6 separate regions of the Mus musculus genome follow, and regions 2, 3, 4, 5 and 6 are each linked to region 1. Evidence: chromatin loops called from intact Hi-C (ENCODE). Cell type or tissue: left cerebral cortex. All regions are shown on one strand. Each heading gives the region's core, and the rest is flanking DNA. Links, peaks and the distances in the headings are about the cores only.

Region 1 (5,357 bases), core at 73-5,072:
ATGTTTATTTAAAATATAGAGAAATATAATTTCAATGGCAATATTTTTTGTACTTTCAAGTCCATAATGAAGTTGACTTTTTGTATTTATGGAACTAGATATTGGAGTACAAGTGTGCTTTAGCCCATGTCTAATTTACTAATATAGACGATGTGATTGGAAGTTTGTTTATTAGGCTTCCTAGACATAAGCAAGAATGAGTGTATATATATATATATATATATATAATTTGGTAGAGGCCTTTTTGAAGCCCAGTCTATGAACATATTTTATTTCATTAATTTTTATATGATTGACCCTCCCTCAGGATATCCTCTTTTAAAAATGACAATTTGCTATAGTATTGATACATTTAATTTTGCTTCAGACCTGTTACAGTGTTTTACTGTGTATTGTCACCAACTTTTTGCTGATTGCAGTAAGTTCAGTGCAGACAAACACTTCTAAAACTCTTTGGAGATTATTTTTGCGTAGACTTATATTGCTTAAAATGAAGTAAAGACTGACCTTTTTGAAAATGATCACGATTTAAAAATTAAAACTCCAAATTGTAATATTACAGATTTAGTATTTCAATTGACATAATTGGAAGTTAATGAAACTGTTAGTACATAAACACAAGGAAATGATTTAAAATGCAACAGACAGGGAATTTCTTCCAAATATTTTTTTCTGTAATTGCAATACTGGAAATCAAGTTAGTCTAAAACTGTTCTGTACAAGTGTCCTGATGATAGTGAAGGTAGTCTTCCCGTGTCTTCTATGGCTGGAATCATAGCAAGAGCAGAAAGGAAAAAAAATCTGTCCTGAAGTGTATTGATTATAATATGTATTCAAGTTGGTACATATTTCACCCCAAAGAGATGGGCACATAAAATATATTAGAAGTCTATATAAAATTTTGATTTTTACAACATGTATTTTCTACTTTGTCATTGAGGATTTTGCATGCATTGAAATAATTTTAATTTTGATAAATTAATTTTGTGAGTAGCTAATATAGTTGGTTCTTTTTAAGGCTAAAAGCCTGTTGGAGAATTAGGTTAACAAACGGTGACGGTGAAGATCATTGCAGGTTTCAGTGCTGGCTGAGATGGGTTGCTGAGGTTGTGTAACTGTGTCTAGAGGGGCGGGGTTCCTGTACATTCCTACTTCAGCAGATAACCCTGTCCCCAGCCATACTCCAGCTTCTCCCAGACAGACGGAAATCTCCAGAGGAAAATCTGCACAGCCCTTCTAAGAAGCAGGGTAGGTAAACATTGAGTTTTAAAATTTCCCCTCATTATACTTCTACTCAAGGCCGGATCCTGAAGTTACAAAAAGAGTAGTGGTCATCTAAATTCTCTTTAGCAACAATATGACTGAGTTCTTCCTACTGTAAGAGTTAAAGGGTGTTAGCGATCTTCCAGATAGCTGGAAAATCCATTTTCGATTTTTCTTTTGCTTCCAATTTCCCTCTTTTCTCTCACCCCAATTGCCCTGCTTTACCATTCCTCCAGGAACTCCTCCCCTAAGCTCCAATAGTTAAAACCAAGCTATCTTTTAGTTTCCAGCTCCTAAATTGGCCCTTTCCCCCACTCAGTTCTTGAAGACTTTGTCCAGGAAATGTAGGCCCAGGGGCGCTGGGCTGCGGAATATATGACGTAGTGTTATGTTTTGTCTTCCTCCCTCCCTCCCGATTTGGTGCCCCCACCCCACCCCCCAATCCAAGGTTCTGCTCGATGTTATCGGAAGGCTGCTGAGGACTTGAGAACTGTGAACACTCTCACCAGGAGATCGGTAAGTGAAAGTCTCCCTGCCGCACGTGGTGGTGGGTGGTTAGCGTGTCCCACAGGCTACTGTGGATGTACCCTTAAATCTAGACTCTTGGAGGCTTAAGTGTTCTTTTTTCCCACTTGGAAATTGTTCCAAGCGAGTAGATTCTCACAGCCATAGGTGGATGAATGCGTGATTTGTCCACGTGGGCAGAAATCATGGTGGCTGCCTAGGTAAAGAGGATTTAGATATTTCAAAGAAGGAAAAAAAGAAGATAAATTTATATGGAGAAGGCAATGGGATACTCTAGTATGTACAGAAGTGTAAGGTATTTCGTTTAATGGAGAAATTTCTGAATTTCATGGCTGCTTCAGAGAACAAGGAAATTTAATGTTCAAACCTGGGATCGTTGGCATAAAGACTTTTTTTTAATATCATTAAGAACCAATCTCTCTCTCTCTCTCTCTCTCTCTCTCTCTCTCTCTCTCTCTCTCTCTCTCTCTCTCTCTCCCTCTCTCTCTCTCTCATGCTTTCTTTTCTACTTTCACACTGGCATTGCCAGCCTCACCCAGTGCGGGCCCTCTTTCCTCAGTTCCTTTGGCTGCGACAAGCTATGGTCTCTACAGGACTAAGCGGATCTGGTGCAGGTCGAGTTCAGAGCCACTTGAGAGAAGGAGACTTCTTGGTCTCACAGAGGAGGAAAAAAAAATCGAGGGAAATGAGCACCGTTCTGGGCTTGACTTTGTCCCTGTTGGGAATAGCTCAGTTCCCGGCTTTGGAAATCTCAGGAAAATAATTGATTTTTAATGCACACTTAGGAGCCAGCGTTGTATGCTCCAGAGTCTGGCTGTCCCACGGTGGCTGCGAGCGCGCCAGACTCTGGCTGACTCCTCCCGAAGCTCCGGAGAGAGGCCGGGCTGCGGTGTCGGGATGGCCTGCCCTGGGACTATGGACTCGGACTGGCTTTGTCGAGGGCGCTGGGCTGGACTCCAAGTAGAGCGGCAGGACTCGGTCCGGAGTTGAGGTCTCGGGTTAGGGACTAACAACAGAACATGCTATTAGAACATGGACCAGGCAGTAGAGCTAGCTGGGGCTGCTCGGCTGCAAGGCCTGTTCTGGGCCCGCGTTCAGATAGCACTTGCGGGCCTCCCTGCCCAATGAGCCGCGCTGCTGGCGAGCAGCAACGCGAGGGCGCTCTAGCCCAGGACACCGCCGCCGCTTGGGGAACTGGTTTCCCAGAGCTGCGGACGCAGGCTCCCCTACCTTACCCTTCCTTCTTAGCCGTCTAAGATCCTTTCCCTACTTCTAAGAAGCTGTTAGTTAGTCTTTGTTTATGGGGTGCAGTTTCAGATCTCAGCACTCACCCGGTAGTTGGTAAAACTGATTTTTCAATAGTCTATCTCCTTCTGGTTTATTGCCCTCGCCTCTGTTATTCGGGTAGGAAATTTCCTGAACGCTAGGAGCAGCATGGAGTTAGGGAGACAAAAGCGGGCTGGGAAGCAGATTACCGCGGAAGCGCGGAGAATCGCTAGGAATCATCTTCCTTTTGGAAGAATTGAAGGGAAGAGATGAGAAATGCAGCGGGATGCTTCCACCTGCACCTCCCTCTTATAACAGTCAAGCATAGTTGTTAAGCTTCCACATCGCTGCTGCATCCTGGCCCTTTAGCAAAACTTAAAATAGGCGGAAATCCCGAGACCGTGATCTGAGAAGATACTTAAGATAATAACAAATAACTCAGAATTCTGCATGTAAGTCTGTAAGGAGAGATGGAATGGCCTACATCTTTTCCGGGTTTGTGGCCTAGAGCATTTCAGAGTCTTTGACATTGCGGAAAAGCCCTCACAGGAGGAAAGAGCATATAGCTCTTGGCGAAATTTGCAAACTTCGGGTGGCTACTAAAGAGCATGTTCAATAACTACACGTTTGGATATTCATTTTCCGGCTAAAGTTGAATTCTCCTATATTTATAGAATCCCGGGTTGAAATAGACACCTTCGTTTTCGTTCCTCCTCCTCATTTCCTGTTATTGCTTCCCTCTTTGTGTGCTTTAAGGAGCAAAGGTATCTTCCTGCTTAGGCAGATACTGTTTGTTTGTTTGTTTTAATTTGATTGAATAGGAAGACTGAAAACTGTAATGGGGTTAGAGCGAATTGTCTCTCGGTTGGTTCTTTCATTTTCTCATGACTCTGAAATTTAATGACCTAATCATTGTTGTTTGAAGTTAAATTATCTGTTAAATTAGCCCTAAACAATAACTGATGATATTTTTCCTTTGGGTCTGGTTGCCCCTGAATTCTTGGCTCTAGACGGGTATGGCAGGAGTCAAGAAAAATCCTTGATTGTGCAGTATTATAAAAATAATCAATTCACGGCTGATGTGCAATGATGTTATTTCTAAGTTGAGCATTATAAGTTGGAAATTCTTTTTCAAACTTGTGAATAAGGCTCATAGATGAAAAAATATGAACAGAATTCCCATTAGTATTCAGAAGCCAAATACACACCTCTGCCTGCTAAGAATTTCTCACAAACGAATAATTAGCTATATGGAAACTTTCAACATTGTTTTAGAGGTACATTCTAGAAATCTAAAGTATAGCTATTTTGTTGAGTCTGATATATGTTCGTTTTGCACTTATGGTACAAAATAGCCTTGAAGTAGTGCAGATTTTCCTCTTTTTTTCTTTCATAAAGCTTATGTAGTCTCAGGAGAGAGCGTGTTCATGCCTATTGGGGGATCAACACCTTTCTCCGTCGCTATATTACAGGTAGCCAAAGAATCTTTGAACCTAATAGAATTCCAGTATCTGAGGAAACTTTGATAATAGGAAGAACTATTGTGTTTGCTCTATTAAAATGTGCTGAATGAATAATTAGAGACTGGGATGAGTGTTGAAAAATTCAGAGCAAGAATAAGGTGGTAATTTTATTATTTAATACTTCAATAATTTCTATAATTAATAATGTGATTTTAAAAGCTGGCAATGTTTTCTTAGGAGAAAAAAAAGAGTACTTGGCCAACCTTATCAAAAATATTCTGGGAAAAATTAAGTAAAATCGAATAGAATTGTCAGTAGGTATTGCTCGTTTTTTGTTTTGTTTTGTTTTTTATTTATCTATTTCTATTCTGGGAAAAAATGTTAATTAAACATGGCAAACTCCGATTGCAGGTTGGAAGACTAAAATCGATCATTTCTGCATCAATAGTGTTATGTATTACTACATTGATTTGTGTTCATTTATGCAGAGGTTTCAGCTATTTTCTTCCCATATTTCAGTGTCTCCCTCTTTATTATTGTCCCACATTGCTTTTAATGCAGGAGCTTACTGTAGGAAGCGAAAACCCATCCATTCTAAGTACACCTCATAGTGGAGTCTGAGAGTGTGACCAGTTTACGAAATTGTTTATTCATCCTAGCTTTTTTAGTAATTAGGAACCCGCTTCTGCTTAAAGCCTCATGCTGCTTGAGAGCCTCCATTCTTTTCTTCACACATAGTATTGATGTGTTTCAATAACATAGGAAACATGATTTGGTGAGCTTAGGTTTAAATAGAGTGAAACTCACAAATAAGACATTGTTTTCCATTGGTTTGTCTGG
Region 2 (5,357 bases), core at 296-5,295, 350 kb after region 1:
TAGTGTTTCTAAGCAGAGAAGGTCAATATTTGTGCCACACACACAACACACACACACACACACACACACACACACACAATCACATATGCACATACGCTGTCTTAGCTAGTGGAGCAACAACATGAACATTTTCAAACAGTTAACATTTTTAAGGACACATACAAAAATGCTTTGGTGAGTTGCATAAGCATGGGGAGACAGAAATTTCATTTAAAAATCATTTGAATCTATTATGAAAATGACAGTTACAATTCTAAAATCCTGTACTTAAAATATCTGGGCAGACATATTTTGTGTGTTTGTTGCTTTATAAGAACTCACAGTATATTAGGACAAATAAAATGATACGTAAGAGGCTCTGGCAAATTTCCAAGGAGTGCACTCATAAACAGCCGCAAACAGGAAGCCTTCAGTACCAAGACATGTATTTCCTTACCATATGGTCCCAGCCCTTCAGCAAGAATGTGTTCCTTTCTCAAAACAAAACAGCAGCAGCAACAACAAAGCATCTCTTCCTTGTTAATGGTAGGGCAGACCTTTTTATAAATTCACACTGGCTGTTTGTCATAAATCCTGGTCACTGGAACGGAAGTCTTCTTACAGATGTAGGAAATACTGGGTACACTCTGAGAGTCTGGAGCCAGACCGGCTATAGTTATTAGCTCTAACATTTCATATCTTGCATAGTCAATTAACTTCTCTGTGTCTCATTTTCTTTATCTTCAAAATGGAGACACTATTTTCTATAAGACAGAGTTCATGTGGGACCATTAAGTAAATTATATGCAGCTTTTGTTGTTATCTCTAACATCCACCTATTCACGATTTTCCAAACAACAAATCAGTCTTATAATTGCAAGCCTTCATATTGGGCAATTTGAGTCCTATATACGGCTTATAAAGGCATTGATACTATTAAAGTTTTGAATGCTAAAATGTCATGTAGATACTATTTATTCTTTTCTTTTTTCTGTTCTGAAATACTCTCAATCAAACATTCAGTTTCTAGGAAAATAGTAACATACCCTGTTAATTAACTAATGTGTTTTTCTCATGTGATATTGGTGCAATGCAAAGGCCATCTTCTAGAGCCCTCCATAGCACTATTGTAGCTTCACAGTCTGCTTAGGAACAAAAAGGCAAAGCATCTTGAGAAGAAGACAACAGGAAAAGAAAGATGTGGAAAATCAGAGACTTGGTAGTTAGAGAGAAGCGGTCTTCCAATAAAAGCTACAAAGATGTAAAGACAGCTTCCGTCTCTTTTTAATATCTACAGTACTCTCCTCCAAGTAGTGGAAGAAAAAGATCCAGTCATGTAAAGGTCATAGTAATTTGGAGTGTGTCTCCCTTTCCCTGGCATGTATAGGTAGAGTGTTCTTGACCCTGCACTGTAAAAGCCAGGAATCTCACCTCTGATCACTAATACAATGCTTCGGCTGAACTGCTTTCCTCTCAACTTGTATGTTAACTCTCTGTCTAGGAACTCTGACTGTGATCAAGTTAAAGTAATTCCATCGAAGGGAGCTTGGATGTAATCAGACTAATGTCCTTACATAAGGAAAGTTAGAAATACTTGGACGTTTGTGCACAGGCAGAGCCTACATGAGGGCACCATGAGGAGTTAGCCATCAGAAAGTCTTTGAAAGAGGCCTCAGCAAACAACAAAAAACTTCTCTGTGACCTTAAACTTGTAGCCTACAGAAAATACATGGTGACATTTACTATGCAAATTTTAGGAAACAAACACAACATGTTTTTTTTGTTTGTTTGTTTTTGTTTGTCTGTTTGTTTTGTTTTGTTTTGTTTGATTCAGCAAAGCCAAACTATTGGCCCCTTCCTTCACAATTGGCCCAATCTTGCCTATTGATGTTCATAGTGTTGCTTAATATGTCCATCAATCTGACCTTTACAACGTAGTTAACTTATCTTCTCCAGAAGATTCTCCAGTTGGATTAATCTTATGGCACCTGCCTTTTGTAAAAGTAAACTGCATATCCATATTACTCTAGGACTCTGTTTTGTTGAGGTTGTTGCAATTATACATGATCTAGTTATTGATCAGCCTCTGATGTCAGGAAGTGTTCATCTGTCTATGGGATAACCCACCCCTGTTCTGCTAGAGGCCACTAAAAGGGGGAAACACACTTTTGTCTGACACTCGTGTACTCTATAACTAAGTTTACATTAGTCCTTATGTGAACAGAAATACAAAAGAATCATAATCTTAACTGGTCTCCTTAAGAAAACAAGTCACAGTTTTAAGTTCTGAGGTAGTGATCAACAGTTACATTTACGTTATTAAAAATCTTTTGCACATTTATCCATAATAATTTTTAATTTTGGAATAAGTGACAGTGGAAATTATATTCAAATTACCATTCTTTGTCCCCCCATCCCCCAGCTAAGTTTATTAATATCAAAGATTTCTATTCATTCTATGTAAATTTACTGAAGTCTGTTAAATCTCCTGATTACTGACATTTTAGAGTTTTCTACACTTTTTGTCTCTCTTTTGACAAATCACACACATATCTTCAGGGACTCTTATTACAGAGCTAAGTACATTGTCTGACAAAAGTTACAGAATTTTAATAGATAAATGACAAATTTTAACAAAGAGTTCTAGTCAGTTAATTTTGAAATCATTTACTGTATGTATGGGAAACTGGCAGAAGTGATTTGATGAGGTGCAGGTTTTCTACACTTAATAAGAGAAATTTTTCAGTAGATGTGCTCTGTAAGATAAATCTATTTGATGGATTTATTACAAAAATAAATCTCCTAATAAAAATAGCCCTTCTTGCTTTTCGTTAGGTTCTTTCCCCCAGGATAAGGTAAACAATGCCATCAGTTATTTGGATCTAATTTTTCTAAAATTTAGATCGTTGCCTCAGTGTTAAGAATAAATCCAGAAAGGTTAAGTTCAGTTGGAAAAAGCTGAAGCAACTCCATTGCTGTAAAATCACGGATATCTTAGGCTAGAAAAATAAACAGGTGTTATGGTTTAAATATACACTTCTCAGTAGCTACATTTGTCTTTAAATACTTGGTTCACACGCCGTGGTCTGCCTGTGTTAGGGGGACAGTACACATGTGAAGGGGCATGTGTGATCACTGCATGATCCGTTCCCTGCAGGTGCTGGGAAAGGTCAAACAGGGAAACTCATCATCACAGAGTGAAGTGATTTTCTTCTTTATCAGCTCCTGAAGTAAACAGGCTGATGAGCACAACCCAGCCGCACTCACCCGCATGACATCATAGGCAATCACAGCTAAGTGTTTCTATATGTCAAAGCCTGAAGAGTCACTACCAGATTGTTGCCTGATTGGTACAAAAACTCAAAATGGTATTTCCTTGGTAATTAGTTAGTCAGAGATTATTTTGCAAGATTCTGGGCTCTGTGGGGGCTGGTCAAAGATAGGGAGCCCTGAGCCAAGGCTACAGTTTGCCAGCTCAGAAAATGAGCAGGCTGTGTTGCGAGCAGAGCGGCAGCATTATTTGAACGTGTATCGGTTAAGGAGTGAAAAAAATTTTAAAAAACAAAAATTTAAAGCAGACTTTTTTTTCTTTTATTTTAAGATCAGAAGTTTCATATCACATTCTTTGGAAAGAGAAGATTGCAAGTATGTGGTACTTAATCTTTGTTCATAATATATGCCCGGCCGTGTTCAAGACATTTTTCAAACCCATTTTCTCCCAGGCTCCCGTTCCGCTGCCAGGCTCCATCTCCTGCCAGTGAAGCAGCAGAGTTTAGGATACTGTGTCCTCACGGAAGATTCACCTCCCGAGTTTTCTAACCCAAGACATTTAAGTGGGAATCTGGGCCCAATCTGCTGTATTTTAGATTGCAGCAAAGGACTCAGAAACCCTGCTGCTACAGACCCTTTCCTAGGGGCAGCAGCCAATACTTTGGAAATTGGGTATTTTCTTTTCTTTTCTCTTTCAAGAAAAAGAATGCATAGTTTAACACTGTTTCAGATGATATTTTTTAAAAAGAGTTAGGTACTTTCCTGGAAAGGTAAATATTTTATGAACAATTATATTACAACCTCATTATATCAGGTATAAAATTTATCTAAAAAAATCAAACGAAAAAGGACAGAGGATTAAACATCCAGTAGTTTAAGATACTATTTCTAGTCACAGATTTCAGTATTAAGCATTACTGTGTACATGTGAACCATGACAACTTGGACATATTTTTATTTTTATAACAATATGTGGAAGAACATTTTGGGAAATCTTAGCAGTTGAGTTGTAGGTCACTTTAAATGTTGTAAATAAAATTTTGATTTCAAATCAATATCCATATTTAACTAGATTCTGAAATATAGGCAACTAAACAAGAATACAGTGACACAATTTGTATACAAATATACAAGTATTTAAGCACCACATCTATATTTCTATAAAAAAATAAGGCAGGCTAAGCCACGTTTCTGCTCATAAATTTCCACTGCTACAGGAAGTAACTCATCACAATTGAAGTACTTTCATAACCTTACCCTAACTGAAGGTTACAGCAGAGTGCTTGAGTATCATTATATTTTTTCTCAACAATAGTCTTTTTAAATACATAGATTTTCCACCTAACAGCAAGTTCCCCAGTTTCTCAGAGTCTAAGAGTAGCTTTCAGTAGTCTGAACTTTCCATTGATCTGAGCCATGTTTAGCTTCAATCTATCCCTGCACATGACTGGGGAAAGAGATGGTCTATCAGATTTTTTTTCTTGTACCTTCAAGGCTCTCTCAGAGTGAGAAAAGTTTTCAACTCTAAGCAGGGTCAGGATTTAACCCTTGTTTGGGTTTCATTGTGACAGCAGAGGAAGAAGGTTCTTGCTTTCATAAAGAAAGGGGTCAAGATGTAGAGGGAAATCTACACAATTCAGATAGGGTTGAGCAATACAAATTTTCTGCCTCAAGAAATCCAATGAAAAGTCACAGAAAGTTGAAAGCTTGGAGCAAGAATGGACTAAGATCATGGCAGGACTGGACTCAGGTTAAGTGGATAACAACAGGAGATGTAGGTAAGGTAGGGGGGAATGGAGAGAACATTCTATAAGCTTGGCAAGAATAGAAAGGATGGGACTGCTACCCTTTAATACTGGATTCTAGACTTGAACTCTAAGAAAGATCTCATGTTTACAAGTTGGAGAGAAAGGACAAATGATGATATTTCCAAACATATATTTTGAATTAGTATATAACTTGAATTAATGAAAAATATACTAAGAACTCAAATAACAAAAAATGTCATTTCCTCCAAGTAAATCATTTTTAATTCTTTAAAATTAATTACCAACCAAGTGTAATAAAATATGGTATCCTGCCGGGCGTGGTGGCACATGCCTTTAATC
Region 3 (5,357 bases), core at 148-5,147, 890 kb after region 1:
TGGGGAAGAGCCTATACTACCATTTTCTTTTCATTGTTTGCATTCTAGTCTTTCTTTTTACATTAACTTACTTCTCTAGAGTCTAGTTTTCCTATTCATGAAATACGGTTTTGGGGGGCGGGGTAAAAATCATGACCTTAGTTAGCTAAACTGCATTATGCTGCAGTAATAATTTAACCCCTACTGATCAGTGATCACTCCCTGTACTTTAGGTTTCACATGGATCAAATACTGGTCTGCTCTGATTCCAGTGCATTATGGTGTGCTGAGACAGTTCAGCTGAGAAAGGCCTTGTTATAATGAGGTGCCACTGTCTCAGTACCAGGTTTCAAGAGCAGCGTGGTAGGAGGTGGTACTGATGAGGATAGCTTGTAGCTTTTAATTGTCTGGGCCTGAAAATGACATCTATCACTCCAACCACCTCTAATTAGTCAGAAGTGTCCTCATGTTCAAACTGATTGCAAGTATGTATGAAAATGCAAAAGGCGTGTATTGTACTTTGTGATCATCTCTGTAGCTACCACAGTCTTAACATTTCCAACGAGGATGTTAAAGTCTATGGTCCTTTAAATATAAACTCCGAAGTTTGTGGACTACCTTTTATTCATCAGGGAAATTATACATGCTAAAATTTGCTACCTAGAATAGTTCACTGATGCAAATAACGTCATTTTAATTTTATAGATAAGAAAACCTTTTTTTTTTTTCTTTTAGTATGTATTGGAGTTGAGCTCTGGATCCAGGACTTTTAAACTCAACAGTTTTGATGGCTCATCTTCTCTCACTGTCTTCTATGGTATTGCATGATAGCAATGGCTTGTGAAAGCTGAGGCTGCCACGTAAGTATGAGAACAAATCTGAAGGATGTTTTGATTATATTGAAATGCCTAAAGGAAATTGTGTGCTTTTCCCTAATAAGATGGCAGGTTATCTAAAATGCTTCCTTTCTGTACATTTGACTGAAATTATATAAAATGATTATCTAATGTTTACTAAACATTCTGATAGCTGGTTTCTGCTTGTTTGATCCATTAAGAAGAGAACTTTGCACACTATTAGATAAGTTGGGTAAATGGTATGGGGCTCCTTCCTTATGTGTAGGGTCTCATTCTGTTAACCTGGATGGATTCCAGGAGTCCTTAGGATAGCTGCCTATATCTTCACCTGCTTTGTTCTTGCAGATAAACACGGAAACAGTGCCACCTTGACTCTCCTGATGCTTTGCTCACCTTGTACCAGCTTTGCCATTACTTGAAAATCTCAAGTGACTGGACAAAGTTACCCGTGGAATCTGAAAATTTAACAGAAATCACTGCAACAAGAAAGTTACGTAATTAACAATCTCTGAAAATTCTCTCTTGTCCTGACATCTCTAAATTTACCCTTGATATGAGACGCTTTTCTATATTCATCTACAATGCTCCCTGACTATCTACCGCAGGCCCAAGGCCACTTGAGAGCTGGCATAGTGAAGATGAATCTATTAGGAAATTCAGGGTTACCTGCTTCAAGTAAAACTGTTAAGTAATGGTTTCTATTTTCCTCCTTGTGTGCCAAATTACTTTCTCTCTACCAGTTTACTTTACCTCCTTCCTAATATGACCGAGCCTTTCATTATTTGTTATGATGTTTGTGCTTGTGTTGTCTAAATGGCACCTGCTTTCAAAATACTTAGGAATATTAATTACCTTGTTTTTCCACACAAAGATAGAACTGTGTTTTAATATGCAATAACCTTTTACTAGTTGTAATATGACTTCTTTTATATATCTGTTGTATAATAGAATATAAGCAAACACAAGAAACAAATTGTGGGTGCATGATTTAGATAATGCTATTTTTAGGGTCTCAATATTTGGGGATATTGAGCTGCTGACATCTAAAATCTATAAATATGTACAACTCTTCGTTTGACAGAAATTTCTGAAAACTAAGCCAATTTCCTAAAGCAGAAATGGTACAAATTCTGTTATAAAATTTAGAGACATCCCTCTGATAATTTTTCTTAATTATTCTTAGACTGTACATGTTAGAAATGTTTTCTAGTGTTCTCAAATACAGAAAAAAATGCAATGAGTTAATCCATAAATGCCCTCTTGTGACAATATCCAAGAATGCAGCTGCCTTTTCTCTATTTATTGTGGTCTTATTTTTTTAGGGATAATTTTATATATCCATACTACATCAATTTCAGCAAGGGAAAAGGTAGACTTTATCTTGTCTGGTAAATTTAACTTATTTTGTTTTTAATAAGGTGTATGTCATCTTAAAACTTAGGCACAGAAACTGGTGGCATCATCCTTTCTTTTGCTGACCAAGGAAAGAAAAGCCACAGAGTTCTTCTTGTACTCTGCTCTTTCTCTGCTTTGGTACAGATGACTGTCAGCCAGAGATATCGAAGGATATGGTTTTCAGACTTTTCTTGAGAACTTCCTTGGCTACAGAGCTATATTTCTCAAAATGATAGTTAAAGACATCAGATACAAGGAGTTTGCAGTAATCATTCCTTCACAGTTTAGATTATATAATTTCTGTCATAACTTTGGAGTTCATGGAAGTAACTGTTCTAATGTACACTTTAAAAGAAAACAGTTAAAGGATTTGCCTGAAATTCAAAGATTGACTGTGTGTGTGTGTGTGTGTGTGTGTGTGTGTGTGTGAGAGAGAGAGAGAGAGAGAGAGAGAGAGAGACCCAGTAGCTAACATAAAACTTTGTCAAAGGATTTAAACAAATATGCATTCAGAAGTCAGATGGTGACAAAGACAGTCAAAGAAATCTGATATCTATCTCTTTTATTTTTAATTTTTTTATTAGATATTTTCTTCATATACATTTCAAATGCTATCCCAAAAGTCCCCTATACCCCCCCCTCCAGCCCTGCTCCTCTACCTACTCACTCCCACTTCTTGGCCCTGCCATTCCCCTGTACTGAGGCATATAAAGTTTGCAAGACCAAGCAGCCTCTCTTCCCAATGATGGCCGACTAGGCCATCTTCTGCTACATATGCAGCTAGAGACACAAGCTCTGGGGGTACTGGTTAGTTCATATTGTTGTTCCACCTATAAGGTTGCAAAACCCTTCAGTGCTTGGGTACTTTCTCTAGCTCCTACATTGGGGGCCCTCTGTTCCATCATATAGATGACTGTGAGCATCCACTTCTGTATTTGCCAGGCACTGGCAAAGCCTCACAGGAGACAGCTATATCAGGGTCCTTTCAGCAAAATCTTGCTGGCGTATGCAATAGTGTCTGCATTTGGTAGCTGATTATGGGATGGATCCCCAGGTGGGGTAGTCTCTGGATGGTCCATCCTTTCCTCTTAGCTCCGGACTTTGTCTTTGCAACTCCTTCCATGGATATTTTATTCCCTATTCTAGGGAGGAATGAAGTATCCATGATTTGGTCTTCCTTCTTGATTTTTTTGTGTTATGGAAGTTGTATCTTGGGTATTCTAGGTTTCTGGGCTAATATCCACTTATCAATGAGTGCATATCAAGTGACTTCTTTTGTGATTGGGTTACCTCACTTAGTTTTTTTGTTTGTTTGCTTTTTTTTTTTTTTTTGGTTTTACGAGACAGGATTTTTCTGTATAGGTCTGCCTGTCCTGGAACTCACTTTGTAGACCAGGCTTGAACTCAGAAATCCGCCTGCCTCTGCCTCCCAAATGCTGGGATTAAAGGCGTGTGCCACCATGCCCGGCCTTGATATCTACTTCTTAAAATGTAAAACTAAAACTTCTTTTTTGTTTGAAGTTTAAAGTATATGACTATAGTTTCAAAACACAGGTTGAATTTTGAAAACTATTTTTTCCAAGATTTAGTCAGGAGACACAAGTGACAAGACTTCTTCATAAAATAATAGACACAGAATGTTGAAATTAGCCAAAGAAAATAGTAACCAATATGACTGAGTTTGGATTGCTTTTCCTGTGTTACTTTTTTAAGAGTAGAATATTAATCTCTCTCTCTCTCTCTCTCTCTCTCTCTCTCTCTCTCTCTCTGTGTGTGTGTGTGTGTGTGTGTGTGTGTGTGTGTGTGTGGTGTGTGGTGTGTGTGTGTATACACATGTGCATTCATGCATACCACATACTCATGCATGACTGCCTAGGTGTATGTAGTTCCAAATGTACTTTAAGTGCCAGCACAGTACAGAAGTTGGCATTGAATCCCCTGAAATTGAAGGTATAGGTAGCTGGGTGCTGCCTCATGGCAATCCAACCTGGGTCCTCTGCAAATGCAGCTAATGCTTTGAATGGCCAAGCAAGCTATCTCTCTGAACTCAGCCATTAGCTAATAAAGAAAAGTATTAAAAATACTTTTTCCTAAATAGTAACATCAGAGTTTTAAGGAAATTAACAAGCTCTTTTTAAAAAACAAAACAAAACAAAACAACCCTTTGATTTTACTTAAGATGGGGTCTTACATCTCAAGCTAGACGTAAATTCACTTTGTAGCCAAAACTCCTGATCTCGTGGCCTCTGTTGCCCAACTGTTAAAATTAAAACTTATCTATTTGTAGAGGAATTTTAATCCAGCAACATGGCTGCTCTGGCAAGGGATCACATCCAAAAACCATATCGAGCTATATGATCCTGCTGGAATCCAGACAAGCCCTTAGTACAAATCCCTAACAGTTGGTTTTTGTTCAGTGCAGTGCAGTTCAGTCAGTTGAGAGTGTTGACAGTGGAACTGAGTTGAATTCATTTTGTGCAGAGAGAGAGAGAGAGAGAGGGAGAGAGAGAGAGAGAGAGAGAGAGAGAGAGAGAGAGAGAGAGAGAGAGAGAGAGAGAGAGATTACTGTGAGTTTTACAGAGACAGGTCACAGATAAAGACAGAAAAAGTCAGCAAAATGAGAAGGAGCCAGAAGATTAAAACAGATTGCCAGAGTTAGTTTGAAGCCAAGCAGAGCAATTCAATCAGAAACCAAGAGAAGTCAGTTTGAATCAATCAGCTTAGAGAGGAGTTTGGACCAGAACAGCTGAATTGAACCAGGCATACAGAGTTCAGAAAAAGCTAGAAAGGGTAAGTTTACTCAGCAGTAAGTCTCCAAGATGGCAATTACATCATGTCAATAAAAGTTACTTTTACATCTAATTTTTTATGGCATTGGTAATCAAACCCAAAATCTTGTGAATGTTAGGCTTGCATCATCATACAGGACGCATCACCCACAAGATTCACAAAATTTATATGTAAGGCCTGGGAAGATGGCACCAATTAAGAGCACTTGTTCCTCTTGCAGAGCAGCTTGCTTTTGTTTATTATATCCACATGATATCTCACAAGTGTCTGTAATCTGGTTCCAGTGTATCTGACCCCAGTAGGTAACAGGCATGCTTTCAGCATGCACATGCACAC
Region 4 (5,357 bases), core at 238-5,237, 720 kb after region 1:
AGCATGAAGCATACCTATTAAAACTGTAAGACATTGTTGATCCATCTAAGAGAATAGGCAGTTGTTTGTGAGTTATCTGCTCTAGCCATGCACTAAAAAGCAGTCATATGGGATCTCACTTCTACACCCTCCAACAGACAAAATCACAACCAAATCATGGAATGTAGACAGAAAATACAGGTGCCCCATCTGCAGCCTACCTATGATTATTACAGGGCTTAAAATTTTTAAAAATTATATCAGCAAAGCTCTATAGCATTGATAATTCAAAAGCTTGTAATAAAAATGAAGACCTGTGTGCATTTCGTGATCTAAGACTTTTTAGTGAGCATACCATTCTTCACATGCCCACTCTATAACTCAAACATATACAGACTCTAGTGAATTGATACAGTTACTCCTGATATAGGAGCCGAAATCTGCCAATGTACTTATCTTTCTAACTATAGCTAGAAATGTACAGTAGCACTCCCCTTGAAAGTTGTGCTATTAAAGACTTTGTAAGGCTACCATTGCTGTATTTACATAGCATGACATGAAGGGTGTAAGAAAGCAAGCAATCAGGAGCTTCAATCTGTGGCTCCAATATGTCTTAAAAATTTCCCTGTACTCCCATTATCCTGTGATTGTGTTCAGAGCTTGAAATTTTAAAATGAAAAAAAAAAATCCCTGATAGTAGCAATCACCATTTTTCCTGTAATCAAGCCCGTACTTCTCTCCATATTCTTTTGTTGAATTGCTTTTCTCTGTTTATTGTTGTTGCTAAACAAGGTGAGGCAACATTTTGCAACGATGACTTCTTTTACACTAACAAAATCTTAAATGCAGTTGCTGGTTTCTTTCCTGCTAGGTGCTATCAAATCCATCTTTGTATGGGAGGCACAGACCAAGATGAGTAAATTGCTCTTAGTAGGTAGTACTCTTTTCTTGACACTAGGAAGTAAATTGTCTAAGAGTTACACAAGGTTTTAGCTGCATGAGTCCCATTGATGTTAATGGGACTTACAAGGAAAACACCCCCCACTCTCAAGCAAAGCTGAGAAAAAAATAGAGTTAGTTTCTTTACGGTCTCCTCTATATTTTATGTTGCTAAGCCTGAAACGCACGCTCCTCACACACTTCTCAGTCCTCCCCTTTCTTTGACTATATCCTCCAAGATTATAAATCTTCAGCCTTTCTTTAATCATCTCTATAGACATGCTGTCAACACACACTGTTCTCAACATCATTTCCATAGTAGTGTAATTAAATGTCTCATTCTCTAATTCCCTAACGCCAAACCATGACTACTATTCAGTTATTGTACCTAGATTGGAAAACTTACTGTTGTGGTTTTAGTGAATTGTAATAAATGCGTTAGATCTAATAAATTCATTGTTTATAAATTATTATAATGTTAGTTGAATATTTTCTAGTCTTGCACAAATCTTAAATATAAAAATGACTAAATTATATATTTTTATTTTAAAATATCCATTAGTACTATTAGCCTCATTGTTATTTAAGCCTTGACTGCTTTTATCATTTCCTAAAAGTTTCATAGGGCACAAGAAGGAATAAGATCTTGGAAATCCATTGTAAGGCACTTATAACCACTTACGCATTGGTTACCGAAAGTGTTTCATAGAACAAATAATAAATAACGTTATTTGCTTCTGGCAGAGTGGGTTCATGATTCCATAATGTCTGGGGAATGAAGGACGTTCTTGTCCATATGATGGAGGCAGCAATACTACAATTGTCTGATGTCACCCTTAAATAATACATTCAAAACACACACACATACACACACACACACACACACACACACACACACACACACACATACACATACAAACATACACACACATTTTGGGTTTATACTAATTTTTTCTCTAGCGAGTTTTGATTGTGAAGAAAATCAAGCTAAGCTAGCTTTGAGCAAGATTTTTATGAGTGTTTGGTTCTGTATAGAGTTCACAAAAGGCCCAATCTTTGTGCCTACCACTTTATTTCATTACGGTGGCATTAATTACTAAGCAAGATGCCAAGTAATTGGCAAGGGAATGCTCCGTGCTTATTTATCTGGTACCTTTATCCTATGCTCCTGGCTTCTCTCCTTTACTGCACTTTTACAATAGATTACCAGGATAGGAACATAAAGAGCACAGAGTCTTTCCTTTGCACTTTTATAACTCAACTTACCTTGAATTCTTTGCCTAATTTCAAACCATACCAATCAGAAAGGATTTGCACTAAACTAACATGTTAGTCACCACCACATATACAAGGATCTAAAGTCTAAAACAAGAAAAGACTACAGACTTCTAAAAGCAAGTTATTTACCTCGCCAAACATTCCCAATTCATTCTTGTACCTATGGATTCATTACTTCTTGGAAGCTCTGTGGGAGCCTGCCATAAAGACCGAACACATCAAGCAAACATCCTGAAGTCTCAACACTAGGGGCATCTCAAAAAACATACCAGGATGTATTTTTCTCAATTTCTTTTTATTTGCCCCCAGCTATTATCAATTGCTACGGTTTTATCTCTATGTTGATCATGACAAAAGATATGTTTTTCATAAAATAACACATTTGGACATAATAACGAGAACCTTGGTTTCTATCTTCACGTTGCGGAATAGCACGACTCGTGCTGTATAGTCGCAGTTGGCTGTCCAAGGACCCTGATGCCAAATTGCTGAGGATATTCTTGTCGCTATGACAAATTGCTTGCTGGTGGGCTGTGCAGAGTGTTGTTCTGGCAGCATCGGAGTTGTCTACGTGTCTGTCACTTGGTTAGGCTGCTTCAATCTTAGGTGATTCCACCCCACTCCCCACCCCCTTTCCGGTTTCCTCAATACATTTTTTTTCAAACTTACCTTTGCTTCTCAGTGAATGGGGACTTTAACAGTCACTCGTAATGAGCCTATAGAAATGCCTTCCAAGCTCTCGGCACAGGTATCTGTAGGGTGAGAGAAGGATTTTTTTCACAGTACCATGCTTGTTTTCCATACAAACCTACAGGCTGCCATTACAGCCACCCACATTCCGGTTGGCAACACACTCATGCTCTGAGAGCTTTAATGAATCCAGACAAAATTGAACAGCACTTCTGACACGCCGGAAAACGGTGCATTTTAATGATATGTTGCAGGGTGATTTATTTCTTTAATCTGTAAAATATTAATGGGCAATATTTTTATTAACAGTTCGTTAAAAAAAGATTACCCTGCATTTTATCTGATTTTTTTGAAAACTAAAGATATTGCTTTGCAAACTTCTTATATGAAGTGTTCCTTACTAAGAGGACTTTAAAAAAATTACATAAAAAATGTAAATAAGTAGGCAATAGTCAGTAAACAAATTGGCCTGGAAACCACCTAAAGGCAATCCCAGTCATGTCTGTTGACTACCTAGGAAAGCATATAATTTAATGCTTCCAGATAATTTGAGGACAAAAATCTAACCAACTGACAGTTTTAGATAAATAATAAACAGTACTCCTATTTCATTACCGAGTTTTTAATTAAGTACAAATGTAAAGAGCTCTTAAGAACCATAAGGGATTGAGTATTTTTAAATTGTTTTCAAAAACTAAAAAGGACATGGCAAAAACGTTTTTGGTTTTTTTTTGGTTTTTTTTTTTTTAAAGCAGATATTTTTCTTAGTCCACAGAATGATAGTGAGGCTTCTCTCTGAGACATATTCTATAGTGTTGGTTTGTTATTTAAGAGTCTAGCATGTGTAAAAAAAAAACAGCTAATGGAGCTTTTCACAAAAGATAATATACATTGGAATAAAAGGAAATGAACAGGCTTTTAATCTTATGTGGAAAAATGTTTGTTTTTACTGCTTTTGAATATAAATGTACTCATTGCTCTTCTTGTTCAAACTGTAGCCCTGAATTAAGTGGACTTTAAAGCTCTTCTAAATACATTAAAGATATGAGATTTGTTTTCAAAGAACTATATTTATATTTCCGAATGTGGGGAGGCGGGAGGTGCTGGGATGTGGAGAGAATAAAAGCTATTTTAACAGCTCAACTCTCAGGGATAGAGGTGAAAATTTCAGGACAAGGTGAAGCTTGAATTATTTTTTTTTCATGCCTATTGATAGAATTTGTCAACTCTCTGGACTGCATGGGTATTTCCAAAGTGAAATGTATCAAATTATCTTTCCCTGATGTGTTTGTATTTAGCTATACTCTCTGAAGCTCTAGCAGCACACATTTCTGACACTTAGTAGCATCCAGTGTGAGGCTATTGATCCTAAAATTGCTAGGATTTTCTTAGAAGGCTGGTTGTTGGTTCTGGGCTGTTGTCACTGAAGTGGTTAAAGCTTTGTTTGTTTGTTTTGTCCTGAATGGCTCTTAATGGATTAAGCTTTAGGCTTTCACCAAAGCAGTAACTGATTGTTAAAGTAGCAAGGAGTAAACTAACCACAGGGTGTGGTGTGTGTGTGTGTGTGTGTGTGTGTGTGTGTGTGTGTGTGTGTGTGTGTTGCCAAGGTAAAATCAATTACTAACGCTTATGCTCTGAAACCAAGCTAGTACAATATGTGTTAAATAAGATATGTCTTATTACACATCTTTAACAAGTCTCTCTCTCTAACTGGCAAGAAATTATGCTAACCTGAAATCTCAACAAATTAACTCTACTTACTCAAGACTAATTGAATTGAGTTGACTATATCTGTAGCTACTGAAATAGATAATAGTACCTGTAGTTGCAAGATCACAAAGTACTATGAAAATAATGTGTCATTATGTTTTGAATGTAGAAATGCTTTTCATAATTTATCAACAATACTCAAATAGTGATTCTAATCCATTTAAACCTTCAAGGCTACCACTGGAATATTAAGTTATATATATATATATATATATATATATATATATATATATACATATATATATATACACATATATATATATATATATAAATATATAATGCCTTCATAATATTGTGCTGTGGTTTTGGACTCTCATAATTAGGTTTTGGCTTAAGTGGTATTAAATAAGGGATTAATGAGTTGACGAGTAAAGAAACACTCATATCTGGAGAAGCAGATGGAAATGCATTAATTTATGGTACTGTTTTATACAGTGCAGTGCCAGCTCTTCTATAGGAAGGACTTATTAATGTCTTGATATCAATATATAATGACTTTAAAATCTATGTCCTCAAATCACAAAGTGGTGTCCCTCTGGACAACTTCAGGAATGTATGTGTGATAAAAATGCTGCAGACTATGGTGTTCTTTCTAGATTTGTAAATGATTCCCAAGACTGCCTTTTGAGTACCCTCTGCCCATTGGTCACAGATGGTGCCTATCTCTGCCTAACTGACTTTTGATATTCTATACAAAGTGT
Region 5 (5,357 bases), core at 268-5,267, 560 kb after region 1:
CAAGCAGGAGGCCTGTGCTTCCCCAGCCGTTCTGTCTGCATTAGCCACTCTTGCTCTGGCTCCATCGACCTGTCAGAGCCATCACAGTGATTGACTGCCCCGGCAGATGTGCTGCTATAACAGGTAACTTGATCATCCAGACCCATCTGTCTCTAAGTCCTCTTCAATTCACACTTTGAAAAATATTAGAGGTTGGGAGGGGTGGAATTCTTTGTTGTGATTTTTTTCTTTTAAAAAGTAGGCAATCTGTATTTCACAGAGAGGTTATCCTCCAGTAACTGAATGGGAATATAGTGCTTTTGAGTTCTTTATTGATATGAGCTTCTTCCAGGGTATATTACTATCAACATTTTAAATTGGCCAACAAGATCTGGGAGCTTTGAAAACCTGGTTTCCAAAACACAATCTAAAGTTAAGAAGCAAATTTTAAAGAACAACCGTGATAATAATAGAGTGATGTTTCAAAGATAAGTTTCCCGTATGAGTGAGACAGATGGGCTGGTTGTGTATAGAGAGGAAAGGAATCTCAAACAGCAAGAACAGCCCAGTGTCTTCTCTTCAGTACCTATAGCCTGGCAAATATTGTGACATCATTAAGTTGAATTGCCTATTTCAGATGGGTCTGGAATGAGAATGGGCGAGTCAAGTCAAGTGTCACTCTAATATACAGGGAATTAATGGTCCAGTGTCACAATTTCTGATAATTACGTTTTACCAAAATATTTTGCTGTGCTTGTGTGCAGAACATTTCACTCTACAAGTCAACACCAACAGTGCAACACTGGACAGGGCCTCTTCATAGCTTCTGTTAAGGGAGAATATGGTCTTGAGGAGATCAATCACTGACAGGTTTCTATTTCTCAGTAAAGTCTATTGCTGCCTAACCATCAAGGGATGAACATGGGTTGAGAATGACATCTAAGGAAAAGTACCATATCAAAGACATGGAGCACGGAAGACTGAAAGGCCACTGACAAGCAAGCGAGTGAACTGATTTTTCAAATAAAAGAAATAAATATACCAATTAGTCTCATAATGCTATTTGCAGAATCTAAAAACACAATGGAAGATAAAGATTAGATACAGAGAGTCTTTGTTTTTCAATGCTTTGGCTTGTTTCACAAGCTATCTACACTCAGACAAATTTATTTATTTATTTATGAAGTTGGGATATACCAGGACTCATTATTTTCCCAATTTCAAAATAATTTTGGAATAAATAAATTCCCCAAAGTTCTTTTTCATGGCCAAGTTATTTAAATGAGTTCTGTTCATAATTTGTCATTTTATTTACGGGCCAAATTCCATAATTTTTATGAAAATGAACAATATTTAGTCTTCACAAGTTTGGAAGAGATAGAATTCTCAGTTTTAATTTCTCAGTGAATATTCTTTCTCTTTTTCTGTGACCTCAGGGAGGTTCTATTTTGCCCTTGGTCACCCTTGAACGGTGGAGTGTGTAGTCATCATTTGTTTGGAATAAAGCTGTTGAATGTGGTGGAGTTTACTTGTTATTAATTGTGGCTGCTTCATTTTGTTTAACAAGGCACTCTGATTCTTCCACTGTCTACCTAAAGGGGAAAAGCTACATATTTGAAATGTAAATCTATCCAGAATTTAGTGGGCGTTGAGAACATGCTGGGACACTTGAAGGGACAACTGAGTCCTCATAGAAATTACTTTGAATGATGACTGTGGTGGCAAATGTTGACAATCATAGCCTGGGGTGGGGAGTGTTAAGACAGAATAACAGGTCAAAGCCAGGCTGGGCTATATAACATGATATCTTGCCTTAAAATCTTATTTCTAGCAAAATTTATCATTTTGAGATGAAAAAGTTAAAGGGGAAATGCTCAGTGTTCAGCAGTGTTCGCCTTGAAGATCGTACAGTTGCCTCTTTAAATGAAATGATTTTTTTCCTAGCCCTGCAGACTACAGGTTTCCCAAGCCACGGATTGTGGCATGCGAGTGTTCCCGATAAGGAATGAGGTTCTTTTTTAAAACTCTCAAATATTCATCTTCCACATCATGTAACTCACATTCTTAAAAAATGACTGAAGACTTTTCTTGTTTCCATGTGGTTCCTGCTTTCTAAATTCTGTTGCTTGTTTTCTCCTTGGAGTTCTAAATGTTGCTTTAACATCTTTAGGTGTGATATAGATAGATTTAGAGTGATGCAGTTAGCAAGTCTCTAGCTGTAGCTTTAAAATACATTTGAAAGCCTTCTTTTGGAAGAAAACAAGCACTCTCAGAGGAAAGTTACACTTTATTTTGGAAGCATCTCTTGCAACTTTTCTTCCCAAAGGTGTTGAATTTACTATGATTATTAACACGTGTAATTAATTCTATCTAAGCTTTTCCCTGTACAGTATGTCAATAGTAGTGTGTCCTTTGAACACCATGAATACTAAAAAATTTTTCAAGAGATATTTAGATCTATTTACTGAATCAAACACACTTGAGTGATTGAGACACCGTCTTTTTACATAATGCTTACACCATACAATGAGCTTGGGCACAGTTTGCCTCTAAGTTCTACTATGTAACCACAGTCCTGCATTCATCTCAACCCTGCTCTGGTGAATTTTTTCCCTCCAAATAATTATAACTGAAGAAAGAAATCAGCATACGCATAATTTTAGCAATTTATAACAGGAAAAGTGGCTTCTACTTATTTGAAGTTAAAGTTGTGTATTCAATTATTGTTAGCAAGCACTCCACCTACTGGCTCATATGCTGCCAAGCAAGCAATCCGTGATGCAAGGCAAGTCCCCAGTAGCAAAAGATACTTTCAGCTCTGTGGCATGAATAGAACTGCAGCTTCCTGATTCCCAGCCAGGGTCAGTGGTGAGTTGCCTTGCTGCTTGTCAGGGTTAGCAGAGTTCTTAATATTAGCACGGTGCGACTGACAAGTGAACTGTGAAGGAGCTGCTCAAGGGCAGCTCCCAGGGTAGGATGGTTCACTGGGAGATGGATTTTGTAATCATAACAACGGGAAACTACCCTACAGAGTGTCACACTGATATTTCTTTTCTTGATTCAGAGTCTATGTCATCCAGGCTGGCTTAGAATTTAAGATCCTCCTGCCTCAGCATCTCTAATTCAAAAATCACAGGCATGTACCAACATGTCCAGCTTCAAAATACTTTCTTTATAGTTATCTAGATAAAATATACATGTATACAAATATAGAGGCCAAGTGCCTTTGTATAAAACTGTTTTTAAATGAGATATTTAGTTTCACAGTGGGTGAGAATTATAGACTTGCATAGCAGTGTTTCCTTTCCACCAACATGCCATTTTGAATGATACAGTATTGCTGTAGCAATGGAGAAACATAAAGCTCAAAATTGTCTTTAACCATTGACCCCCAGCCTCATGAACTTTTTAGCTGAGCCGTTATCATAACGACAAATTATATGACAGACAAAGAGAAATTATTATTAGGTATTATAATGAAATCAAGAGAAATTGAACCAGCTTTGTCCCAAAATGTCAACATAAGTTATAAATCATCACCCTCTGCCCACCCCACCCACCAATGTCCATCTTGACATCTCTTTGGAAGGACAATTTACTGTGTAATTGTTACCTCTGTGCACATATTATGTTATGATTGAATGTAGCAATAAACATTAAAGCAATTAACGTGAAATAATGCAAGAGCAAGTCAAGGCTCGTGGGCTAGATATAAAGGCAAAGCATTGGGGATACTGAAAACAGTCCTGATGGGATATGAGCTGGAGATGATCTTCCCAATTCTGTCGCAGGGTGTTATATCGAGTAGAGCTGTAAAAAAAAAATGCTGAAAGGGGAATGTTTCACTCTAAGAAATGTTTCTTGGAGTCAGTCGTATTTTACCATCGGCTTCCCATCCTCTCCAGGATGAAGGAAGAACTATCATATGCTACTAATAGCAAAGGAAGGTCTCTTGACTCCTGAAAGTCTTGAAGTTTGTATTTAAACTGGAACACAATATGGCATCAAGGAATAAAACCTTTTTTGCACTAACGAATTCGTATGCACTGATACTGGAAGCGCTTTGTAACAGCTCAATCGAACTGCACCCCAGATGCATGGATGTCTCTTTTGGCTTTGCAAGGAAAGTTTTCACGGTTATTTGAGGGTGGGGGTGGGAGTAATCAGTTGCATTAAGCATTTACCCTGCAAAACAGAGACTGAAGAATCTTAACACATGACGACACAACAGAATTTACCTGACCCTTCCAAGCTAAGGAAAACAAGACAGAAGGTCCTCTAGAGAGGCGGTATCATATATATGTTCGGAGCCTGTGCTACCCATATGCTCAATAGGACTGTTGTATCTCAAAGTTATAATAATTTGCAACGAGGTGCCAGAACCAATTATTAAATATCATATGATCCAACAGAGATGAAATAAAAATATACAGGGTCGATTTTACTGGCTTTGACTATTATAAGGCATTTTAAATGCTCTGAATTTACAGTTTAACTTGAGGGTTGTATTAGCGACATCCTTATGCTAGGAGTTTGTTCCCAGCTGAATATCATAAGCTAAATGCAGATGGCATATTTTTCCAAGGACAAAAGGAGTTTTGGCCTTACCCTCTTTTTTTTTTTTTTTAATTTGTATATCAACTCAGGAAAAGGAGACATGCTATTATGTTATTCTCTACTAATGTAAACCTTTATTCAAAAGCGCAAATGACAGCCAAAAGTACAATTCAAGTGAGAAAAAGGTAGTGTGTGATAGTACCACACAGAACGATACAGTCTCGGCCAAATTGCTGCCTATAGTGTAGAAAAAAAGAGGCACAGGCTTCACTGTCAACAATTGTTTATTTACCGTGATATCCTTAAATATGGATGTGTGGATGCTACATATATAGGTTCTGGTGTCAAGCTAAGGTTAGAGGCTTCCCCATGTTTTCTGTGACTCTTCCCTCCCTGAAATACAGGAGCAGTGGAATGAAGGTTTCCTTCCAGGAAAGCCGGGCATTTGGAATACAGGATTATTTCTGCTATTATTATTTCAAAAGCACTTGTCACACCCCAAGATAGTTCCACCTTGGCTAGACATTGCTGGAATGAAACAATCTCTGAAGAGATTTCCCCTTGAATCAAAGTCCAAGGTAAGCTCTCTAGCCATCCAGAGAGTACTGTATCTGCTGAATTCTCAACATGGTCACTTTGTAGATCACAGCTCACCTTCCTTGGGGCCCAAGAGTACAGTAACTGCAGGGGTGGTTTGTCTATATATTTTTATAGAATGTGCCTGTTGATACAAGAAAAACAAGATGGGACTCTTGTAAAGCAACCCCATCCTTTACTGAACGTTTAATGCAGGCTTCTAGAAAGAAAAGCACAAACATTCT
Region 6 (5,357 bases), core at 155-5,154, 910 kb after region 1:
AGGAAAAAACTTCAGAGAAGCTAATGACTGCAGTTACTCAACTTCGGCTTTAATGGGTTTTTATTAGCTTCCCTCCTTGGAGTTCTTTAGTATAAAGTGGGAAAACAAATTGGGCTTATGGAAAGAGAGTGTGAAAAGAGAGCAGCTAAGAGATGGCCCAGGAACTCTTTCCATCACAGAATGCCAAGAAGGGAGGAAAGGTAAGGAAGATGGCTTTGAAACAGCATCTTGAGAGAGGAGTATATTGGAGGGGAGAAAACAAAGAAGGAACAACTTGGAATTTGGCCAATGAGTCCTAGACAAGAGTCTTGCTTTACATCACAGCCCAAAATAGGAGAACGGGATAAGACAAACTAATAGGACCAGTCTCCTTTCCTCAGGAGAGGTATCCCTGTGAATAGGAGGCTTTCACCACTGGCTTGAGCACACCTTGATGAATTCCTTGTCTGATCGCTCCCTTACGGTGACTACAAAAAGTTCTACCTGAGACAGTCTCTACTTGTTATTTTTCTCACCTTCAACCAAAGTACTCGCACTTTGGGTATGCTCAGTGGAAGAGAGGATGTCTTCCTGAGACTCACACTGAAGGTCTGAAAGGCGCTCTGAGAGATGAACAGCTGAAACCAGAGGTGAAAAGATGGAGCTGATTGGCACATTGTCCTCAATCCGGAGAGTGCCAGTGTTTCTCAATGACAAAAAGAAAATGTATCCATCTAATAAGATAGCTCAGTGAACAAAGACATCTGCTCCAAGTCTAAAATCCGCAGAGCCCATATAGTGGAAGAGGAAAATCAACTTCTACAAGTTATCCTCTGACATCCTCAACCCTGTTATGAGCATAAGCATCTCTCACAGACACCCAAGAGAGCTCATACCCAAGCTCACATGAAGGCTGTCACAAAGGAAACAAAAAATGAAAATCAGTAAATACACGTAAAAGAAAACAAGGGCTATGTCTTTTGACTTTATATTATCTATAAAAGCCATCTTTACATAAGACAGGTGAGAGAAACAAGTATGGATTTCTCACAGACAAAGTCTAGTAGCTAGGTTCCCCCCTCAAAAAAAAATATTCAAGAGGTGGCAGAGATGCCCAGTTCACCTGAATATTTTTTTTGAGATGTAGCTGTTTATACTGCAATTTCTCATCTTTTACATGTATACACAGTAGCAACAAGAAGGTAGCAATTATACTAATTAACTCAGAATGCTCACAACACTCTTTAAGTTGTAATGTTAGCCATCATTACTCAAAAATCTACTCTTCATAGAGTTGTGCTCTAATTCCTTGAGCTTTGCTTCCTTCCTGTGTATGCCAAGTTCCAAGCACTGACTGCTGCTTCCCCAGGGCTTTCAAAGAGTCCTGTCACTTCCTTCTCTATCCTATCTCCTCAGAACGCCATTCTAATTTCTGCTGTTGCCCATGCTTTCTATTCCTAATACAACTAATTGGACTGCTTGGTCTTTCTCTACTCTCAGTTCAGGTCTTAAAACAATTGAAGGTATTTATATAACTGTTTTTCATGAAGTCCAGAAGAATTAGTTCTAAAGAGGTCGACCTAGGAGTTAAAGAGAGATGAACCTAGGAGTCACAGGAAAAAAAAAATAGGACTCTGCACTTCTTTTGTGTGTCTACTGCTCTTCATGACTTGGTCACATCATCTCTCTCCTCTGCTGGAAGCAGCTGGACTCAGTATCTCACTCTAGATGCCTGCTATCTGCAGCTACTGTCTGGGTTTGGGTGCCCTGAAAGGCACTCCTCATGCCTGTAGCTTCCATCTCAGCAAAGAGAAGAGCCATGAGCCTAAGAAGTTCTTATACCAAAGTTTGATCTGTTTAGTGCAGTTCCTTTAAAAGATTATGAAATAACAACTCTATAAAACATAAGGACCATTTCTTTGGAGATGGAGGCAAACGAGAAAACATAGAAAAAAGAAACTAGGATTAGTTTACTCTATCCAAGGTAAAGAAAACTAGGCAAATTGTAAATAAGTTTTTGGTTTGTAAGTTCAATAACTGATATTAAGGAGACAAAAGGAGAAAATAAATTTAAAAAGCAGAAACCCTGGCTTCTTTCATGGTAGTAATATACTCAACTGTGTAATTTATTTATGCCCTTGACATAATGTCCTGTGTTTAACCTTAAAAATAACAGTTAAGTCATGAGAGCAAGGGGGAAGAGAGCATTCACATACCAATTTCCCAGTTGAAACCATTCAAACACACTATGGCAACGAGCTTCAACACAAACTTAATGCGGAGAGTGTTTACTTCGATTGTTAAAAATATCCCAATGATGTATCGGCTCTGACAACGGAGGCATTTGATTCAGAGTATTGTTTCTCTTAAAGTCCTTTCTCTTGACATGAAAATATTTGAGTTGGTTCATTTTCATGCCTTTCAATTTACTCATATTTTATTACTTTATTCCCATGGAGACTTAAGAGTCTCATTGTGCTGATTCCAGCAAGTTGGGTATTTAATGAATGAAGGGCAAAAAATAAAAAATAAAAAAAACAAAAACAAAAAAAAAATTTCAGTGCCCCCCCCCTTCCAATAAAAGTTATGTGATTAGAGAAGAGTGAGTCTGGTCCCTGCCATCTGCATCTCTGCAAGGCACTCCTCATGACTGGAGTTTCCAGCTCAGAAATCCTGGTTTTACTCTGTGTGGCCTTGCAGAGGGTCCTGAAGTGTTAATGTAGGACACACAAATTATTTTGTTAGGCTGCCATCTGCTGGAGTCAGGAAATCAAGGACTTAAACATTAGAAGCTATTTGATTCCTATAACTTCTTATCTTTTCTAATTTCACTTGTCGTGTAGACTATTTTCAAATGACCACATGATCTGTAACTTTTAAGCAGTCCAGTAAGACAATATGAAATATAACTTTATCTGTAACATAAAAATACAGACCCAAGCAGAGTTTTGTCACACTGGCTTGTGACCTCTCTTAGGTCCTTTCAGTTTTTAGTTTCTATGATTTCCTTAACTTAAAAAAAAAAAAAAGTGCTACTAAATTCTCCATGTTATAAAAGCAAGTTATTTTTTTACATTCATAATGATAAGAATTCCAACACAAAATGACTTGTTTTTTTAATAAGGGCTAAATTCATTTTCCCTGTGATAGCTAAGACAGGCACAAGTTGTTGCCTCTCGCCAAAGCAAGCTTATCAGAATAGTTCTTGCCACTCATGATCAGCTTTGATGCTTTTTTTTCTTGTTTTTTTCCCCAGCCTAATTTATTTAAGAGGTTGCAGAAAACGACTACTCTCAGCTTTTTTTTTTTTTTTTAATCTTTTATCATTCCGTAGCTGAGCGAAGTAACTCTGGCCCTTTAGGCTTTTTCTTTATCTGTAAATTGCAGATGATAGCCCTCATCTCATAGAGACAACAGGTTATCCTGAATTTTAAGCCCTTATACAAAGCCAAAGGAAGAGTACCTGTAACATGACAGACACATAGTACTACTTAGATATTTTATTGTAATTATTCCATTGTATGTTAAAGATCAAAAATACCTAAATGAGAATGAACTTACAGAAGACAAGTTTATTTATTCCATATCTTTAGCTAGTCAAAAGGATGAGCAGGCATCTAAGCTCATCTGGGACTCTTGGCTGTGTCACATCATCGTAGAAGCACAGGCATGAGGATATTGCAAAACAGCAAGCCAAAGAGAAGCTGAAATTACATCGTCATTTCCTAGACACACAGGCATTTGACCCCAGGTTTTCTCACTGCACCTCACTTCTTAAATTTCCATCACCTTCCACATAGTCAGCCTGGGGACTGAGTTTCCATACTGTGCCTTTGGAGAGCTGCACTCAGACCATAGGGCCATTATTGAAAAATGTCAAGGAATACAGTTTCAAATTAATTAGAGAATATAGCTTTATAGTAACAATGGAAATTCTTAATTTACCCTCCATTTGGGGATGTAAAATATATACATATGTTTATATTTAGGGAAAGAGAGGCAGAATCAATTTATTTTTCTTTTCCTCTGTGGTTGATTAAAAGATAAATCCCCCATTGGATGCTCAGTTTCCAGTTGGTGGCACTGGTTGAGATGGCTTAGGAGGTGTGGCCATGTTGAAGGAAGTGTGCTATCAAAGGTGGGCACTGAGAACTTAAGGACTTGCACCATTTATAGTTCTTTCTCTTGCTTTGTCCTTGTGTTTCCAGATGTAAACTTCCTGATTCTGCCTCCATGCCTTTGGTCTGCCATCATGAACTCTAACCCTCTGGAATCATAGGCACAAATAAACTCTTCTATACATTGTCTTGGTCATTGTATTTTATCACAGCCATGGGAAAATAACTAATATTTTCCTCCCTCCTATGAATGCTTAACTGTCTTGAAATAGATGTTACAACATCCTTGAGATAGATGTTACAACATCTAGTTTGTCTTCTCTACCTTCATTTCTCAATGTTCAAGGCATAATGAAATTTCTAGATGCCAGAACAAGCCATATTTCCATGCTGCAGAACTCTACATGCTCTTTGCCCCTTTCTCTCTCTGGAGTACTATCTGCTGCCTACAAGAGTAAATTAGATTTCTAAGTAGTGCATATCTTTCCCCATTTTAAGGTTACCATCATGAGCCTTCTCATTTATTAATTATATCTATATCTATATCCATATCTATTTATCTAGATCAGTAACAACAGTCTAGTATTTATAATAAAAATGGATATGATTGGTAGAGTTATATTTTGGTGGGAAATTATTTATACTTTCTATGTTGGCATGAGATAAATATTTTTATCTTCATAATCACCATAATCTTATGATTAAAAGTGATCATAAAAGATGCAAGCAAAATAATTCATTCAATAAATAGCTAATGAGGTCTATTCTGTGCCAAGCAGTTTTCTAGGCCATTAGCAAACCAGACAAAGTTTCTTGACCTCATTGAGTTTAATCAGCTGTGTGTTTTTACTCAAATTTTCACGATTCTATTGAGGGCATCAGAAAAGAAACCAAGAAGAGGCAGGTACTCACAGGCTGGAGTTCACAACATGGGAGCACATCCTCTCTCTGCCTGTACAAGCAATAAAAAAAAAAAAAAGACTGATTAGAAAAGTCCACAAGGAAGCTCTGTGACAGAAGTTTTACCCTTCCTCAAGAATGTTCAGTCAGCATACAATGTCTCCTTAAGAGGCAGATGTAATGAAATTGGTCCCACCTCTGTTCATTCTTTTGCTGTTCCTTCCCTATTTGAGAAACCAGAGAATGGAATCCACATAATTTGGCCTTCTGATACACATATTGAGAGCCCAAAACAGCAGAGCAGGTTTGTAAGTATAAATGGAAAATGTCCAGCACCAATTCTAATTACAACCTTTAAAT

The links. Hi-C counts contacts between places; a loop is a spot of excess contacts. Peaks named below come from ENCODE experiments on the same cell type or tissue, not always from the same donor. Only the 100,000 strongest peaks of a DNase experiment are listed, where the experiment ranks them.
Region 2: a loop joins it to region 1, with 3 times the contacts of the local background. A loop is called at or near these places in 6 of 42 quality-filtered maps.
Region 3: a loop joins it to region 1, with 3 times the contacts of the local background. A loop is called at or near these places in 3 of 42 quality-filtered maps.
Region 4: a loop joins it to region 1, with 7 times the contacts of the local background. A loop is called at or near these places in 6 of 42 quality-filtered maps.
Region 5: it touches region 1 in a loop (7-fold over the local background); 7 of 42 quality-filtered maps call a loop at or near these places.
Region 6: it touches region 1 in a loop (4-fold over the local background); 4 of 42 quality-filtered maps call a loop at or near these places.

Annotation. Positions count from the first base shown.
Region 1 is chr12:49,388,692-49,394,048 of GRCm38, forward strand. 3110039M20Rik (RIKEN cDNA 3110039M20 gene) reads left to right here and starts at 961. Exons shown (of 3, transcript NR_026733.1): 1 at 961-1,248; 2 at 1,712-1,779. In left cerebral cortex, for the core only: CTCF peaks have their summits at 2,972 and 3,175; no DNase peak of the experiment used is centred there; H3K4me3 peaks cover 5,000 bases; H3K27ac peaks cover 5,000 bases.
Region 2 is chr12:49,736,810-49,742,166 of GRCm38, forward strand. No RefSeq gene overlaps it. Among named protein-coding and RNA genes, the nearest start is that of Gm25015, 160 kb to the left of the region's middle. In left cerebral cortex, for the core only: no CTCF peak of the experiment used is centred there; DNase peaks (open chromatin) are centred at 3,370, 3,700 and 4,685; H3K4me3 peaks cover 932 bases; H3K27ac peaks cover 1,282 bases.
Region 3 is chr12:50,279,742-50,285,098 of GRCm38, forward strand. No RefSeq gene overlaps it. Among named protein-coding and RNA genes, the nearest start is that of Gm34523, 60 kb to the left of the region's middle. In left cerebral cortex, for the core only: a CTCF peak has its summit at 2,110 (motif pointing left); a DNase peak (open chromatin) is centred at 2,106.
Region 4 is chr12:50,109,416-50,114,772 of GRCm38, forward strand. Gm40419 (a long non-coding RNA gene) reads right to left here. Exons shown (of 3, transcript XR_872736.2): 2 at 2,866-2,948. Among named protein-coding and RNA genes, the nearest start is that of Gm40418, 8.2 kb to the right of the region's middle. In left cerebral cortex, for the core only: a CTCF peak has its summit at 2,453; DNase peaks (open chromatin) are centred at 871, 1,710, 2,010, 2,104 and 5 more places; H3K4me3 peaks cover 1,066 bases; H3K27ac peaks cover 3,994 bases.
Region 5 is chr12:49,949,224-49,954,580 of GRCm38, forward strand. No RefSeq gene overlaps it. Among named protein-coding and RNA genes, the nearest start is that of Gm40418, 170 kb to the right of the region's middle. In left cerebral cortex, for the core only: a CTCF peak has its summit at 2,739; DNase peaks (open chromatin) are centred at 603, 2,010, 2,748, 3,876 and 2 more places; H3K27ac peaks cover 4,445 bases.
Region 6 is chr12:50,298,839-50,304,195 of GRCm38, forward strand. No RefSeq gene overlaps it. Among named protein-coding and RNA genes, the nearest start is that of Gm34523, 79 kb to the left of the region's middle. In left cerebral cortex, for the core only: a CTCF peak has its summit at 2,742 (motif pointing left); a DNase peak (open chromatin) is centred at 2,721.